Regions from separate parts of the Homo sapiens genome. Here regions 1, 3, 4 and 5 are each linked to region 2. A link is a contact called in ENCODE Hi-C or POLR2A ChIA-PET data. All regions are on one chromosome and are shown on one strand. Each heading gives the region's core, a stretch centred on a gene start or an enhancer-like site at or near the end of the contact. The rest is flanking DNA. Distances are from core to core; before and after follow the strand shown.

Region 1 (2,700 bases), core at 55-2,554, 620 kb after region 2:
GCAGCCCTCTGTCCTCCAGAGCCGGCATCTGACCCACGCCCGTGCACACAGCTCACGGAGGTTCAGGCCAGAATGAGAATTCCTCATCTACAGGGTGAGGTGGGGCCCAGGGTACTTGGGGCACAATGGGAGGACAGTGGTGGCAAAGGATGAAGGGTCAGTTCTCACTGCTCAGACCAGGTAGCACCCACATGCCCTCTGACTGGCCTCCAGACAGAGTGGGTACGAGGGCCACTGTGCTCAACGCCTGCAGTCTCCATGCCTCTGAGCAGGCAGGGACATGGGCTCCCCAGGAAGTGCCCATCCTCAGTCCTCAGTTATATTCTGGAGATCAGGGGACTGTGACCCTGGCCACAGGCACATCTGTCACTGAAGCCTTCATGCCCACATGATGTCTACCCTGGTACCCCCTGCATGCCATGAGGTGGGGGCAAGCACCCTGCTCTGTTGAAGAACTGGGGACGTATCACCAAAGGGCCTGGCTTGGCAGGCAGGACAGTTCCCCAGCCACGCTCCGGCCTGGCTGGCCTGGAGATAGGAGCTACGGCAAGGGCCTTTTTTTTTTTTTTTTTTTTTAAATTAAATAGAGACAGGGTCTCACTAGGTTGCTCAGGCTGGTCTCTAACTCCTGGCCTTAAGGGATCCTCCTGCTTTGGCCTCCCAAAGTGCTGGGATTACAGGCGTGAGCCACCATGCCTGGCCAGAGCCTATTTCTTTTCTTTTTTTTTGAGACAGAGTCTTGCTCTGCCACCTGGGATGGAGTGCAGTGGTGTGATCTCAGCTCACTGCAACCTCTCCCTCCTGGGTTCAAGTGATTCTCCTGTCTCAGCCTCCCAAGTAGCTGGGATTACAGGCACGCACCACCACGCCCGGCTAATTTTTGTATTTTTTTTAGTAGAGATGGGGTTTTGCCATGTTGGCCAGGCTGGTCTCGAACTCCTGACCTCAGGTGATGCGCCCACCCACCTTGGCCTCCCAAAGTGCTGGAATTACAGGATGAGCCACCATGCCTGGCTGGAGCCTATTTCTGAAACAACCGAGCCCTGTGCTAAGAGCCTGAAAGAATAGCTAGGTGCCCTGCTGATACAAATGTGGGCTTGGTCACTTCTCAGCTGTTCAGACAATCTGTGTCAAACACTCCTGTCCACGGGGTCAACCCCAACCACAGCCGGGACTGTCACTCATGGTGACTCGTCTAGGCTGGCTCACGATAGGGTGCTATCCAAAGTCAGACACGCCAAGGGCATGTGTTCTGTCATTCTGTGTTGGAAGGGCCCGCTGGTGGCATTAACCTTTGTTTCCTGGCCCCACCCACACCGGCTCTCACTCAAGTACTTGGTCAGCCACTGAGATTCCAAACCCTTTGGCCATTCAGAGGCTGCTGATAGGTGCCACCAGGCCTGGGCTGCCAGGAGACCTAAGGATGGTCTGCAAGGCCTGCTGAACTGACACTGCCTCAGCGTGACCTTGGCTTCCATGCACAGTGCTCCCCGGGCTGCAGGCTGGCACCCTGTCTCCTCACGAGCTGCTTCCTGTCACAGCTTAAGCTTCAGCTCCTGCCAGGCCCCCCCAGCCCTTCTACTCCACTGGGACAGCCCCTAGCGCCAGCTCCCGCAGCAGCCTGTGCTCGCTCCGAGACGACACAAATAACTGATGTTTATTTTTTGTTTGCGTGCTCTGCTTTCCCCATGAAGGCTGAGGAGTGGACAGGGGCTGTGTGTCACTCCCCGCCAGTACCCGGCATCCAGCACTGTGCTGAGTGCACTTCAGGCTCAGTAAACCCCAGAGGGGTAATCCCAGCACTCTGGGAGGCTGAGGTGGGCAGATCACCTGAGATCAGGAGTTTGAGACCAGCCTGGCCAACATGGTGAAACCCTGTCTCTAATAAAAATACAAAAATCAGCTGGGCATAGTGGTGCGTGCCTGTGATCCCAGCTACTCGGGAGGCTGAGGTAGGAGAATCATTTGAACCTGGGAGGTGGAGGTTGCTATGAGCCGAGATCATGCCACTGCACTCCAGCTTGGGCAACAGAGCGAGTCTCCGCTTCAAAAACAAAAACAAAAACAAAAAACCCTAGAGGGAAGCCAACAAGCCTTAGAGCTCTATCCCCCAACACTCCATTTCTGAGGCTGCCTCCTTTGCTTCAGCGGTAACTTCCTGTGTGCTGTTTCTGTGTTGTAAGCACAGTCAAACCCTTCCTGAAAGTAGATGGGGTATAAACCACAAACAGAACAGGTTTAGAGGGAGGCCGGGTAGAGAATCTTAGTTAAGAGCAGGCTGCACGCGGGTGCTGACCAAAGACTGGTTTCTATAGAGGGAAACAGCGCAGTGCAGGTCTGCCTGTGAAGTGAGCTGGGAAGGGTCTCGGGCAATCCTGGGGCCCTGAGTGCCAGTCTCAGAGCCCCATGGCCCTGCCTGGCAATAGGCTGCTCCCCTCACCCCAGGGTCTACCTTGGCCAGCCGTGCCCGCTTGATCAGGTCATTGAGCTTCCTGAGGGCGGCGTTTCGGGGCAGTGACTGGATGTCCTTGAAGAGGTCCTGCTCCTCGGCCTCAAAGAGCTTGCGGTTGTCGGGGATGAGGAGCGGGTGGGACCAGAAGGAGCCGATGTAGACCCTGACCACCTCGGGGGTGTTGATGATCTTGCCCAGGGACCACATGAGGGCCCCGTACACCCGCATCAGCTGCTGCGTCTCGATCT
Region 2 (2,783 bases), core at 49-2,548:
CTGCCTGAGATTCTCCTGACTTGTCTATCCTAGCCCAAGCCCAGCCCCTACCCTTCTCCCTGCAGCCTCCAGTGCCCAGGGCTGAGTGGTTTGGGGTGGATGAAAGGCCAACCTTGGGCACCACTGCTTTGCCTGCTGAAGCAGGACATTCAGGGGCAGAGTTAACTCAATTGGGCAGCCACTGGGAGGGGCAGCCACCCTAATGGAGGCTTTCTCTGAGGTGTTGGGTCAGAGCATGTGGGTATGATCTTAGTGGGCCTAAGGCAGGAGTGGGTTGAACCAGGAGACAATTCCTGACAGCGATTACTACTTTCAAATCATTTTCTCAGTCATGATGTCACTGGACATGCCATAGGTCAATTAGCATGAGGCAGAAAGGGGTTAGGGCCCCAGAGCTACCGCCTCCAGAGCCCAGTTAGCCCCACCAGTCACGCACAATGCTTCACATGCACCTCCTCACTTTCTCCTCGCTCGATTCTGAGGTCAGCATCATGATTGTCTTCCTTTTACAATTGAGGAAATAGGCTCAGAAAGGCTAACTGGCCGGGGGGATTTGACCTCAACTCAGCTGTCTCCCTAACCTTCAACCTAGGTTTAGCTGCCTCTCAACTGCAGGTTCATTACTTCAGTTGACAGATGTTTGGTGGCTGCTGGGGCGCCTGAAAATAAGTCTGGTGGGGGAACAGGCCCAGCCAGATCATTCCAGTCATGAGTCACAGCCCAGGTGCACAGGTAGAGGTAAGCCTGGCTCCTGGGAGAGAGATGTGGGCAGGAGCATTGGCTGGAAGCCAGGGCTTGTCATTGGACATCATCTCGGTCCTGCAGGGGCCCTGTGGGGTGGGTGTCATCAAGCCCGTGTTACACGCCTGTATTGGATGACAAATTCTACCAAGCACACAGCCGACCGGGAGTTCAAACGTGAGTGTCACTGTGAAGCCCAGGCTCCACAGCGACTGAGGGCCGTGGGCCATGATGAGGCCCGGGAAAACAGGAGTGCTGTGGGAGAGGCTGGGGGCGACTTGAAATGGCGCCTCAAGACCCCCTCCGGGAACCCACGCCCGCCTGACCTTACTATCACCTCGGCCGGAAGTGTCTCCGGCCTTTTCGGAAGTCACTTTCACCTAACCTTACAGACTACCGCTCCGCCGGAAGTGACGCAGGGCAGCGGCGTCGCGGGGGCGGGGCTCGGGAAAGACCCGTGCCAGCGGGCGTGTGGCCGCGGGTTTCGCACGGTCCAATAAGGGAGGGCGGCGTGGCCCGGCCTGGTAGCGACGAGGACGCGCCTGCGCAGAGGCGGCAGCACCACCGGGGTTGACTCCGGGGGCGCGGCGAGGAGGTGAGCGGGGGCCACAGCCCGGGCTGGGGGGAGCCGGGGTGCAAGAGGGCAGGCTGGATCAGGCCGGGCAGAAGCGGACCGGGCTCCGAGTGTCAACGAGAGCTAGGTGACGAGGAAATTGGGGGTGGGGGCCGGAGCTGTCCGGAGATGCCGCAGGGGGAGGGTTCTCACGCCGCACGGGGCGGAGTCCTGGGACTCGGGGCGGGACGTGGAACCGGGACGGGTGGGACCTCCGAGCTGGTGCCAGTGGAAGGCGGAGCCCGGCGGCGGGGGGCGGAGCTAGGAGGGTCGGGGGACGGAGCCTGGCTCTTGAAGGAGGAGCTGGAGGAGGTGAAAGGCGGAGCCTCGGGGTCGGAAGCAGAGGGGGACGGAGCGGAGGCGCTGGGGGCGGGGCTTCAGCCGGTGAGTGGCGTGGCTACGGCTCCGGAAAAGGGGTCTAGTTCTGTCGAAGGCGGGGCTGCAGGCCCGGGGGCGGTACCGCGTCCTCCGAAGGGCGGTGCCAAGGAGCCAAGTGAGGAGCCTGGCCCGAGTAATGGCCCCGGGCGTCCTCGCGGGGGTGGTCTCCGTGGTGGCCGGGCTTGGGGACGCCGTAGGCCGAGAACTCCACCGGGAGAGGTGGTGTGGGTGGAGCGGGCTCGGCGGCCAGCAGACACAGGGCCAGTCTGGGTGCCCCGGAGACCCCCAAGGGCTCAGAGTTGGGGCGGCGCCCCGGGCGGAAGCACAGGGCCAGGCTGGGGGGTATCTCCCGAGGACCCGGGCTCCTCGGAGCCACCCAGTGGGGATGTGTGGGTGCCTCGGGGCCGGCCCCCTGCAGCGGCCGCAGAGGTGTTGGTGTGCTGGACCGGGGGCAGCTGGGTGTGGCGTGAGTGGGGCCGCCCAGTCGGGGCAACTGCAGTGCAGCCAGATAGGGTCTGGACTTTGCGTAAAGGGACAGGCGGGAACTGAAGAGCGGAGGTGGGGACTGGGAGGGAGGGAAGGTATGGGGGTGAGCAAAGGGGCGGGTCCCTGGCTGCTGTGGCCTCCCCTGACCCCCTCCCCCCGCTGCTGGGGTCCTCGGCCAAGCCCCCTTCTCACTGGACTGGTAAGTGTGGCCCCGGAGCCCGGGGGAGAGGGCGGTGACCCGGGACAAAGGGGATCCCCCGGGGCAAGGAAGATACAGTGGCGGTGGAACCCTCCTGTTACCTACCCGTGTTCCATACTCTCCCTGCCCTCCCCCACGTTCAGTCGGTCGGTCGGGGTCTGTGCCCACAGAGACATGAGGCTGAGCTGGTTCCGGGTCCTGACAGTACTGTCCATCTGCCTGAGCGCCGTGGCCACGGCCACGGGGGCCGAGGGCAAAAGGAAGCTGCAGATCGGGGTCAAGAAGCGGGTGGACCACTGTCCCATCAAATCGCGCAAAGGGGATGTCCTGCACATGCACTACACGGTGAGTGGGTTGGGCGGGCCT
Region 3 (2,700 bases), core at 139-2,638, 880 kb after region 2:
GATCAGGGAGAAGCTGAGCAGTGGCTTGTGGGCCCAGGAATCTGGGGTCTGGTGGGACAATAGCTATCCCTCAGAAACAAGCAACAGGGCTGACCAGTCACAGCTTTATTAATGACCAGGGTAACCCGTTCAGCTAGGGAGCTCCTCAATGAGAGTTCTTGGGGCAGGTGGCACGGGGCCTCCCCAAAGCCGCTCCAGCTCCCCAGTGAGGGCGGCCACCTCCTCGGCTACCACAGCATGGGCTTGGTGAGCCCTGGCGCAGTCTAGGGCCAGGGGTGTGAGGGCCGCCTCATTTTCGTTGGTCCAGGCCAGGAGGAACTGGCACTTTTTCCGGGCCCGGTAAAGATGATCTCGCTCTTCTCTAGCCACGGCCTGTTTCCGGGCACGGCCCAGGGTCTGTGCCAGGTCCCCCAGTGCTGCCAGCGTGTAGCCTTTCTGGTTGGTCGGGCCCTCGCCCAGCAGGATGCGGGCGACCTCGTGCATAGCCCCTCGTGTGCCCAGGGGCCCCGGCGGGTGCTCGCCTGCTTCCAGCACGTGGGCTGCCGCCTGCAGGGCTTCTTCCGCAGAGGCGAAGACTTGCTGGGCACCCAGGGCTCCGGAAACGCCGAGCAGTGTGGCACAGAAGTCAGAGAGCAGCGCGTCGTCACCGCCGTGATACAGGGCGAGAGTATGCGCGTAGGCGAACAGCACATTGGGCAGCTGGAAGCGCACGAGCGGCGAGACTGGGCCGCGGCTCAGGCTGACTATCGCGGGGATGCGGGTGGGTACGACGGGCGTGCAGGCCCCCGGGACATCTCCAAGAACCCGCTCGGCGGCCGCGGGCTCCGCGGCGGAGGCATCTTTCACAGAATCCGGCGGGGTCCTCGCAGGGGCGAGCTCCAGCTCCGCGGCGTCACTACCCGGGGCATTATCCAGCTCCTCCAGAAGCTGCGGTCCGGCTCCGCGGTTCCACCACCACGGCCGCCATGGAGGCAGCAGCCGCCCGGCCTCACCGCGGCTCAGCAGCCGCTCGAAGGCAGCTTTTTCGCCCGGCGCCAGCCGCTCCCAGAGTCCCGATAGGCCGCCGGGCGCCGGGCCGGAGCTGAGGCCTGCTTCCCCAGGCTCGTCCTCGGTCTCGCGTTGCTGACGCAGCCGGCGTAGGGCGCTTGCTAGGCGGCTGGGAGGAGCGCTGCAACCGCGGAGCTCTCCCAGCACCTGGTCACGGTAGAAGTTTTCTGCGCAGGTGCCATGCGTCCGGTAGCAGCGCAGCGAGCAGTAGGGCGCATTACAGCGAGGGCAGGTGTAACGCGCTGGCTGGACCTCCCCCGCCGGGCAGAAGCCACAGGGCCCGGCCGGCTCCATGGCAACTGGCACCGCGATCTACCTGCGAACGCACGCCGGTGGTAGTTCGAAACTTCCGGGGCTTCTTCGATTACTTCCGGTTCGCAGCGCGGCCGACGGCGCGCTGTGTTTTCGCAAAGCTTCCGAGGATTCTCGGCAATTTCCGCCCACGCCCGAAAGCCAAGCCCCACCCCTTTCCCTAGTAGGGCGAGAGCAGGCCCAGAAGCCGGGCGTCAGGTACGAGCCCCGCCCTATGCGATGACGCAAGGAGCGAAAAAATGGGTCTGGCGAGCGCTTCGCCGGTGCCACGTCTCCCCCTAGTGGTCACACCAAAACGTGGCCCGATCATCTAAAGAGAAAACCCTCTTTTTAGCACTACAATGTGCTGTGGCATAAATCCATCTTTACTAGGCACCTACTCTGGGCCACTAATTGTGCCAAGCCTACGGGAGGCGATGCATCCCTGCGCTGGACACAGACAAATAAAATGCACTAGGGGACACAGACAAATAAAAGGACAGTTAGGGCCAGGTACGGTGGGTCACGCCGGTAATCCCAGCATTTTGGGAGGCCGAGGCGGGCAGATGACCTGAGGTCAGGAGTTTGAGACCAGCCTGACCAACATGGAGAAACCCCGTCTCTACTAAGAATACAAAATTAGCCGGGCGTGGGGGACGGGTGCTTGTAGTCCCAGCTACTCCTGAGGCTGAGGCAGGGGAATCGCTTGAACCCGGGAGGTGGAGGCTGCAGTTAGCCGAGATCGCGCCACCGCTCTCCAGCCTGCGAGCCTGGGCCACAGAGAGAAACTCCACCTCAAAAAGATAAATAGAAAGCAGCATTTAAGAAATATCTGAGCTCCTATGATTTTTTTCCTCCAAAACTGCCTCTTCTTTTCATTAAGTATCTTCTCATTAAATACCACTATTCATCCATCTTATTAAGTGCAGGCCCCATTCTAGGTGCCAAGAACACAATGCACATCAAAGGGAGCCGGGGGTCCCTGTTCTAATAGAGCTCACTCTTGTGGTGGAGTGGGGGGTGTGATGAACCAAACTGTGAGTGTTCTTTGCATCCCTGCTACTACTGGTGGTCTAAGCTTCCTGACCCCTCATGTGGATGACAACACATTAAGTGTTTTTCCTAACTTTCTTGCCAGCCCTCCAGAAAAACCTGCCAGAGAAATTAGATCACAAGTCAGATGAGATCCATCTGTTACTCAAAACCCTTCTGCGACCCTCCATTGCACTTGGACTCAAACCCAAACTCCTCTCTATGGCTGACAAGGCCTTGCAGGATCTGCCCGCCCCCAGCCCTAGACATCACCTCTTCCCCATCTTCACACAGTCCTCTAGGCTTGAAATATTCCCCTACCTGATCACT
Region 4 (2,700 bases), core at 144-2,643, 640 kb after region 2:
GGGCGGGAGCACTGTGTTTCATTCACAGCACTGAGACAGGCAGAGTCCTGGAGCTCACTCTCCTCGCGTGCAGAGGCCACTTAACTGGAAAAGTGAGGTCCAAGTGGGTGAAGGAACCTCAGATTCTGTCCCTCAGTGCACAGAAGGGCTTAGGGCCAGAATCTCATTGCAGGGCTCCCACTGCCACCACCTCATCCTGCTTCCTGAAACCCCTCAGGGCAGCACTGACCTCTTGAGAGCTGCCATTGGGAGAAGTGTTCGAACCTCAACTGTCCCCTGCCTCCAAGGGGCTGCCCCAAAGTCAGCAAGCCACAGCCGATCCTCCTCCTCCCTCCTACACAAAACCACCGTCCCAGGGGAGGCAGAGCAGACCCACACCGCACCAGAGAAGGGAATGGCTAAAAGTTTCATTGTGTTTTGCTATTGACACTTAAGAAGACAGGGAGGGGAGGGTTGATTTCCGTGAATTAGGTGCATCCAGCCTGCGGGACGGAGGTGGAGACCAAGAAAAGGAGCGCAGGAATGGCTCAGCTTCCTACTGCGGCCCTGCTGCTGAGGGGAGTGGGGCTGGGATCTGCAGGAGGGCTTGGTGGTTACCCTGGAAGATTCTGGGGAGGACAGAAGCTGGGGGAGCCGACAACGCCCACTCTTAGACCCCCAGTGGGTTTACTCTGGGAAGGGGCAGGGCCCTTGGACCAGGGAGTGGTCACTGAGGGTCTCACTGGGGCCTCGGAGACAAAGGACGGCGGGGCGACAGCCACGGGAGGGTCAGGCTCCGAGTGAGGGGTGTGCCCCGGACGCGCCCCCCGCCCCCTGGAGTGATGGGTGGGTACCTGTTGAGGAAAGCGTTGCCAAACGCGTTGAGCTTGCGGAAGGGGCGCCGCGGGTCCACCACGAGCGCGTTGCCCGGCACCACGCCCTCAGTGGGGCCGTGCATGACGGCGATGAAGGAGTCGGTGGTGGGCTCGGGCCCGATGCGCATCCCCGGGAAGTCCTGCTCGATCAGGTGTCGGATGAAGGTGGTCTTGCCCGTGCTGTACTGCCCCACGAGGAGCACCATAGGCTTGTTGTCGAAGTCAGCGTCCTCCAGCGCGGGCGAGTGGAACTCGTGGAAGCGGTAGTGCTCCTCCAGGGGTAGCAGCTTCTGCGCGTACAGCTGCCGCAGCCCCTCAGCCACCGTCTGGAAGAGCTCCGGCTCCTTCTTGCGGCGGGCATCCTTGCTGACCCAGCTGAACATACTGCCGGACACGGGGCTGGCTGCTGCGGGGCAGAGCGGCGGCTGAGAGCGGGGCGAGGGTGCGGAGCCGAGGCGGGGCCGGCCGGGGCAGGGAATCGGGAGCGACCCACACTGCGCAGGCGCACAGCCCAGCCCGTCGAAGCGCCCTCTGCCGAATGCTGCGCACCCCTCGCGGAGCGGCCTTTATAGGGTCGGTCCCTCAGTGGCGGCTAGCGCCGCCGCGGCGGGGGCAGGGCGGAATTGGGGGCGGTAGGGAGGAGCCCCTCCCAGCCCCGCCCCTCCGACTGGTGCCACGTCTTCCCCTACCCCGCCCCCATTGGCTGATTCCAAATCTCGCGAGGCTGTGGTCCGGGTGCCGTGGCAACCGCACCTGTTTCGCCCCGCCCCTCGTAGGGAGGCTCGCGAAAGTGCTGCGGTTAGGAAGGCGAGGAGCGGGCGTTCGGCGGAGACGGCCTCTGGGCCGCGCGCCTTCCGGCACCGTGGCCCCCCCACACCCCCGCGGGATGGCTCCACGAGACACCCAGTCAGGCACCCTGGTTCCCTGACTACGCGCCGCGCCCGCCGTTCGCCACGTGCGGTCCTCCAGCTGGCTCGGAATCCCCGGAAGCATCGGAGTACCCCCAGGCGGCGGCACCTCCTCCTCTCAGCCCAGCTTCCCAGACACACACTGTCTTTGTCCCCTCATCTTTTATCTGCTTTGGGAGAGGGAGAGACAGGAAAGTGGTAGCAGAGCAAGCTGAGGGAGTAGAGAATCCGGGGCGGGCTGGTGACTGGGGAAAGAAAAATGGGCAGCGAGAGGCCTGACCTCCCCTCAGGCCGACGGGGTGGGAATGGGAGAGGGACGCAAGCGAGGGAGGACATGGGTGACACCGGACTCGCGCGGGAGAAGAGAAGGCTTCCCCACAAAGGCTATAGCTGGGGCAAGGCAGGGAGGGCATGAGGAGGAAGTTGAGGCTCTCTGGCCACTTGCGTATTGGGAAGTGAAATCGGAAATTCCCTATGTGGGGAAGAGGGGAAGTGTGGGGGCAACAATGAAATCTTGTGGGAATTTAGGGGGAAGTTTAAAAACCCAAATACTTCCACTTTCCTCTCGGGGTCACCACCATTTACCATCATTTACTGGGATCTGTGCCCTACCTCCCCTTACCAGTTCCTGGCTGTTCCATGGGGCTCACTCCCCCGCCATCCTCCCCGGCCACACACAGACCCCTTTGGCTGTCCAGGCTGGTGAGAATCTTCAGTGGGTGATGTCAGAGCTTTGGGGACTGATTGTTATGTAACCAGTATCAAGACACCAACCTGTGGTAGCAGGACCCTGGGGGCTCTTAAAGAGATCTGAATTGAACCTGCGACTTTGAAAGCCTCAGGTCCAACTTCCTCGCTTCTGGGAGATGTGGAAGCCTGGAGGGCTAGGGGCCTGTATCAGGGGATAACTTGGGCTGGTAGGCTAAGAGGAAGAGGCA
Region 5 (2,500 bases), core at 1-2,500, 560 kb after region 2:
GCCCCACCCGAGGCACTCCACCCGCCTCCCTGCTGGTCATCTGGGCTCCTGGCCCACAGCTTCTGGAGACCAGAGGTGTGGGCACCTCACAGGCCCAGCTACCTTCAGTGCCTCTCGGCAGACGTAGGCAATCTGCCGCTCCTCCAGGGGCCCAGTGGCTGAAAGGAAAAGGGAGAGGCTGGCTTGGGGGCCCGGGGGTCATGCCCACCCTCCCAGGCTACCGTGTGTGGGAAAAGCAGCAGGCACTGTTAAATGAAAGCGGTGTTGGCCACGTCCCCTCCCAGTTTAGTCTAGGATACTGAACCCAGAGATGGACAGTATTTCTCTCAAGGTCACACAGCCAGGCAGGAGTGGAGAGGAGCCCAAGTCCAGGGCCCAGAGTCCCCTCTGGTACCCCAGTGGGGTAGGGGTGGGGGAAGGCTGGGGCCTGCTGGGGCCTGGAGCCCTGGCCTCACCATGGTAAATCTCCTGCAGGGAGCCCCCTCCGCAGAACTCCATGCAGATCCACAAGCGGTCATTCCTAGGGACAAAGAGCTGGGGTGGGCACAAAGCAGGTCACATGGGGGCTGCCTGGGGCCAGGAGGATAAGGCAGCCTCACCTGAGGTAGCTGCCAATGTAGGCCACCACATTGGGGTGGCGGCACTCACGCAGGATGGTGATTTCCTGCTGGAGGGAGCTGATGTCGTCCCCTGGGAAGCACAAAGCATCATGGGGAAGGCGCGCTGGGGTTGCCCTGACTCAGTGCCCCCATCTGCAAAATGGGCACAGAGTGCCTCCCTCCGGGCCAGGCAGGTGCAGGTGACAGCACCTCCCGGGGCACGCCTCTCAGGGGTCTCGGAAACGTCAACCCTCCGCCCGCACCCCGCGCCCGCGGGCGCTCTGCCCTTCCTCTGGCGCAGAGGCCCGACCCGGGCCCTCACCTGGGTCTAGCTTGACTATCTTCACGGCGGCCAGTTCGGACGTGACCGTGTCGCGGGCCTGCAGGGGCGGAGGGTGAAGCGGGATGGGGGGCGGGGCCGGGGGCTAGATCCTGCCGCGGGGTGCGGGGCTGGCACCCTCCTCCCGGCTCTCCCGCCCGTCCCGTCGCACCTTGTAGACGTCGCCATAGGTCCCGGCCCCCACGCGCTGCAGCAGCTCGAAGCGGTCCCGCGGGTCCTGCAGCGACACATCCCGCAGCAGCGCCATGGCCCGGCGCCGGGCGGGCCGGCAGGCGGGCGGGCGCGAGCTGCGGAGCCGGCGCGGGGCGGCGCGGGGCGGGGCGGGCGCCCGTGGCTCTGAGGCCGCGGGGGCGGGGCTGAGGCCCGGGGGCGGGGCCGCGCCGGGGATGCCCCACCGCCAGTCCGGGAGGAGGCGCCCGCGGGACGGGCCCTCGGCGGCGCGGGGAAGCCCCAAGGCCGGGGCGGAGCCTACGTCCTTCCGCCGCCACTGTCGCTCGCGCTCCACAGGTAGGGAGCGCAAAGTCCCGGGAGCCAGAAGACAGAGGGAAGAGGGGGCGCTCCACTCCCCGCCCCATCCCCAATTTCCCAGATAAACATGGACTTGCGCTTTATATTTTTTTTAACAAAATGTATTCATCTTTCTTGGAACTGAAAAATAAATCTATGTACAAAACAGGAAGAGATCAGGCTCTTGTCACCCACTCCTAACCCTCTGCAGATTTCCTCCGGGATGCTCCGAGATGGGCTGGACCTCTGGGAGGTTCCCAGAGGGTCGGAAGGGAGGTCCTGCTCTGATCCGGGGCCAGTTTCGTCAGGAAGAGGGCGGGGCTCAGGATGCTCATAGGCTGGGGGCGGAGTTTTGTGTCCCAGACTCGGGATACGAAGGAGAGGAAACTAGGATTTCCAAATTCTGGAGCAGGACTGAAGTTATTTGGGGCAGGGAGCTTGGATTCGCAAGATATGGAATTCTGAAGTGCGGAAATATACTCCTAGGGGCTGAGTGGTCCTAGGCTCCCGGGCTGGAGGTGGGACCTGTGCTCCTTGGGTTAAGGGTGAAACCTCAGCTCCTACAAGCTGGGAGGAGCCCTGAGTAACGTTGGTCTGGCTCTAGGTGAGCGGTTCCGAGGAGGAGCTTGGGTTTCTAGGGGCTGGGCCTTTAAAGACTGGTAATTAGGACCCAGCGTGAGGTTTCCATTGGCCGGCTGGGATTCTGGGAGAAGAGACCTATATTCTAACGACTGGGGCAGAGCCCTGGGTTCTGAGCTGGAGAAAATCGTGGGTTTGATACAGACTGTACTCGGGACCGGGAACCTAGGGTTTGGGTAGAGGTGAGGCCTGTCCCCTTTGGGCTGGGGGCAGAACATGGGCTCAGAGTTGGGGGACTAAGGGCGGAGCCTGGGTCCCCACAAGCGGTCCGAAGTCCCCAGTAGTTCAGAGGCCTTTGCGCTGCCGCTTGAGGAAAGACAGAGTGTAGTCACTAGGGGTGGACACTTTCTGCTTCTTCATCTGCACTTGCGACTGTGCCGTGAGTTGCAGCTTGATGGCGCTCGAGTTGATCTTG

What was found. Hi-C counts contacts between places; a loop is a spot of excess contacts on that map. ChIA-PET counts read pairs that join two places held with the same protein, here RNA polymerase II (POLR2A). Pooled maps may share reads with other maps.
Region 1: a map with no recorded cell type shows a loop between it and region 2 (3-fold over the local background). The contact joins the enhancer-like site here to the promoter of FKBP2 in region 2. A Hi-C loop is called at or near these places in 2 of 37 single-sample maps with no recorded cell type and 6 of 50 pooled maps. POLR2A ChIA-PET finds 5 or more read pairs at or near these places in 1 of 52 experiments (OCI-LY7).
Region 3: a pooled map shows a loop between it and region 2 (5-fold over the local background). The contact joins the promoter of ZNHIT2 here to the promoter of FKBP2 in region 2. A Hi-C loop is called at or near these places in 6 of 37 single-sample maps with no recorded cell type and 9 of 50 pooled maps. POLR2A ChIA-PET finds 5 or more read pairs at or near these places in 1 of 52 experiments (activated T-cell).
Region 4: a loop to region 2 is called in a map of gastrocnemius medialis, with 2.4 times the contacts of the local background. The contact joins the promoter of EHD1 here to the promoter of FKBP2 in region 2. A Hi-C loop is called at or near these places in 1 of 168 maps with a recorded cell type or tissue (gastrocnemius medialis), 8 of 37 single-sample maps with no recorded cell type and 11 of 50 pooled maps. POLR2A ChIA-PET finds 5 or more read pairs at or near these places in 1 of 52 experiments (OCI-LY7).
Region 5: a pooled map shows a loop between it and region 2 (8-fold over the local background). The contact joins the promoter of MAP4K2 here to the promoter of FKBP2 in region 2. A Hi-C loop is called at or near these places in 5 of 50 pooled maps. POLR2A ChIA-PET finds 5 or more read pairs at or near these places in 2 of 52 experiments (CD4-positive, alpha-beta T cell and HEK293).

What each region holds. Positions count from the first base shown.
Region 1 is chr11:64,857,472-64,860,171 of GRCh38, forward strand. It overlaps EHD1 (EH domain containing 1), which reads right to left. Exons shown (of 5, transcript NM_006795.4): 3 at 2,453-2,700. Among named protein-coding and RNA genes, the nearest start is that of CDC42BPG, 14 kb to the left of the region's middle. RefSeq lists an enhancer at 1,476-1,545. Within about 2 kb of position 1,305, at least 20 of the 41 ENCODE cell types and tissues checked have a DNase peak (open chromatin) inside an H3K27ac peak, as active enhancers do; they include OCI-LY7, where a contact is called at or near this core.
Region 2 is chr11:64,239,797-64,242,579 of GRCh38, forward strand. FKBP2 (FKBP prolyl isomerase 2) reads left to right here and starts at 1,299. Exons shown (of 6, transcript NM_004470.4): 1 at 1,299-1,336; 2 at 2,588-2,762. The coding sequence starts at 2,592. LOC114841035 reads left to right here and starts at 1,299. Exons shown (of 6, transcript NM_001370414.1): 1 at 1,299-2,417; 2 at 2,588-2,762. The coding sequence starts at 1,484. The coding sequence ends at 2,281. RefSeq lists enhancers at 306-1,208, 708-767, 808-927, 1,209-2,109 and silencers at 1,208-2,227, 2,258-2,497.
Region 3 is chr11:65,116,313-65,119,012 of GRCh38, forward strand. It overlaps ZNHIT2 (zinc finger HIT-type containing 2), which reads right to left and starts at 1,389. Exons shown (of 1, transcript NM_014205.4): 1 at 91-1,389. The coding sequence starts at 1,341. The coding sequence ends at 130. RefSeq lists enhancers at 1-262, 809-1,352, 1,345-1,639.
Region 4 is chr11:64,877,228-64,879,927 of GRCh38, forward strand. EHD1 (EH domain containing 1) reads right to left here and starts at 1,394. Exons shown (of 5, transcript NM_006795.4): 1 at 834-1,394. The coding sequence starts at 1,237. MIR10392 (microRNA 10392) reads right to left here and starts at 1,382; the gene lies at 1,296-1,382. RefSeq lists enhancers at 1-307, 1-70 and silencers at 231-300, 1,151-1,200, 1,221-1,780.
Region 5 is chr11:64,801,964-64,804,463 of GRCh38, forward strand. MAP4K2 (mitogen-activated protein kinase kinase kinase kinase 2) reads right to left here and starts at 1,251. Exons shown (of 32, transcript NM_004579.5): 1 at 1,091-1,251; 2 at 922-979; 3 at 600-690; 4 at 456-520; 5 at 103-158. The coding sequence starts at 1,186. MEN1 (menin 1) reads right to left here. Exons shown (of 10, transcript NM_001370259.2): 10 at 1,553-2,500. The coding sequence ends at 2,371. RefSeq lists silencers at 881-1,060, 1,211-1,390.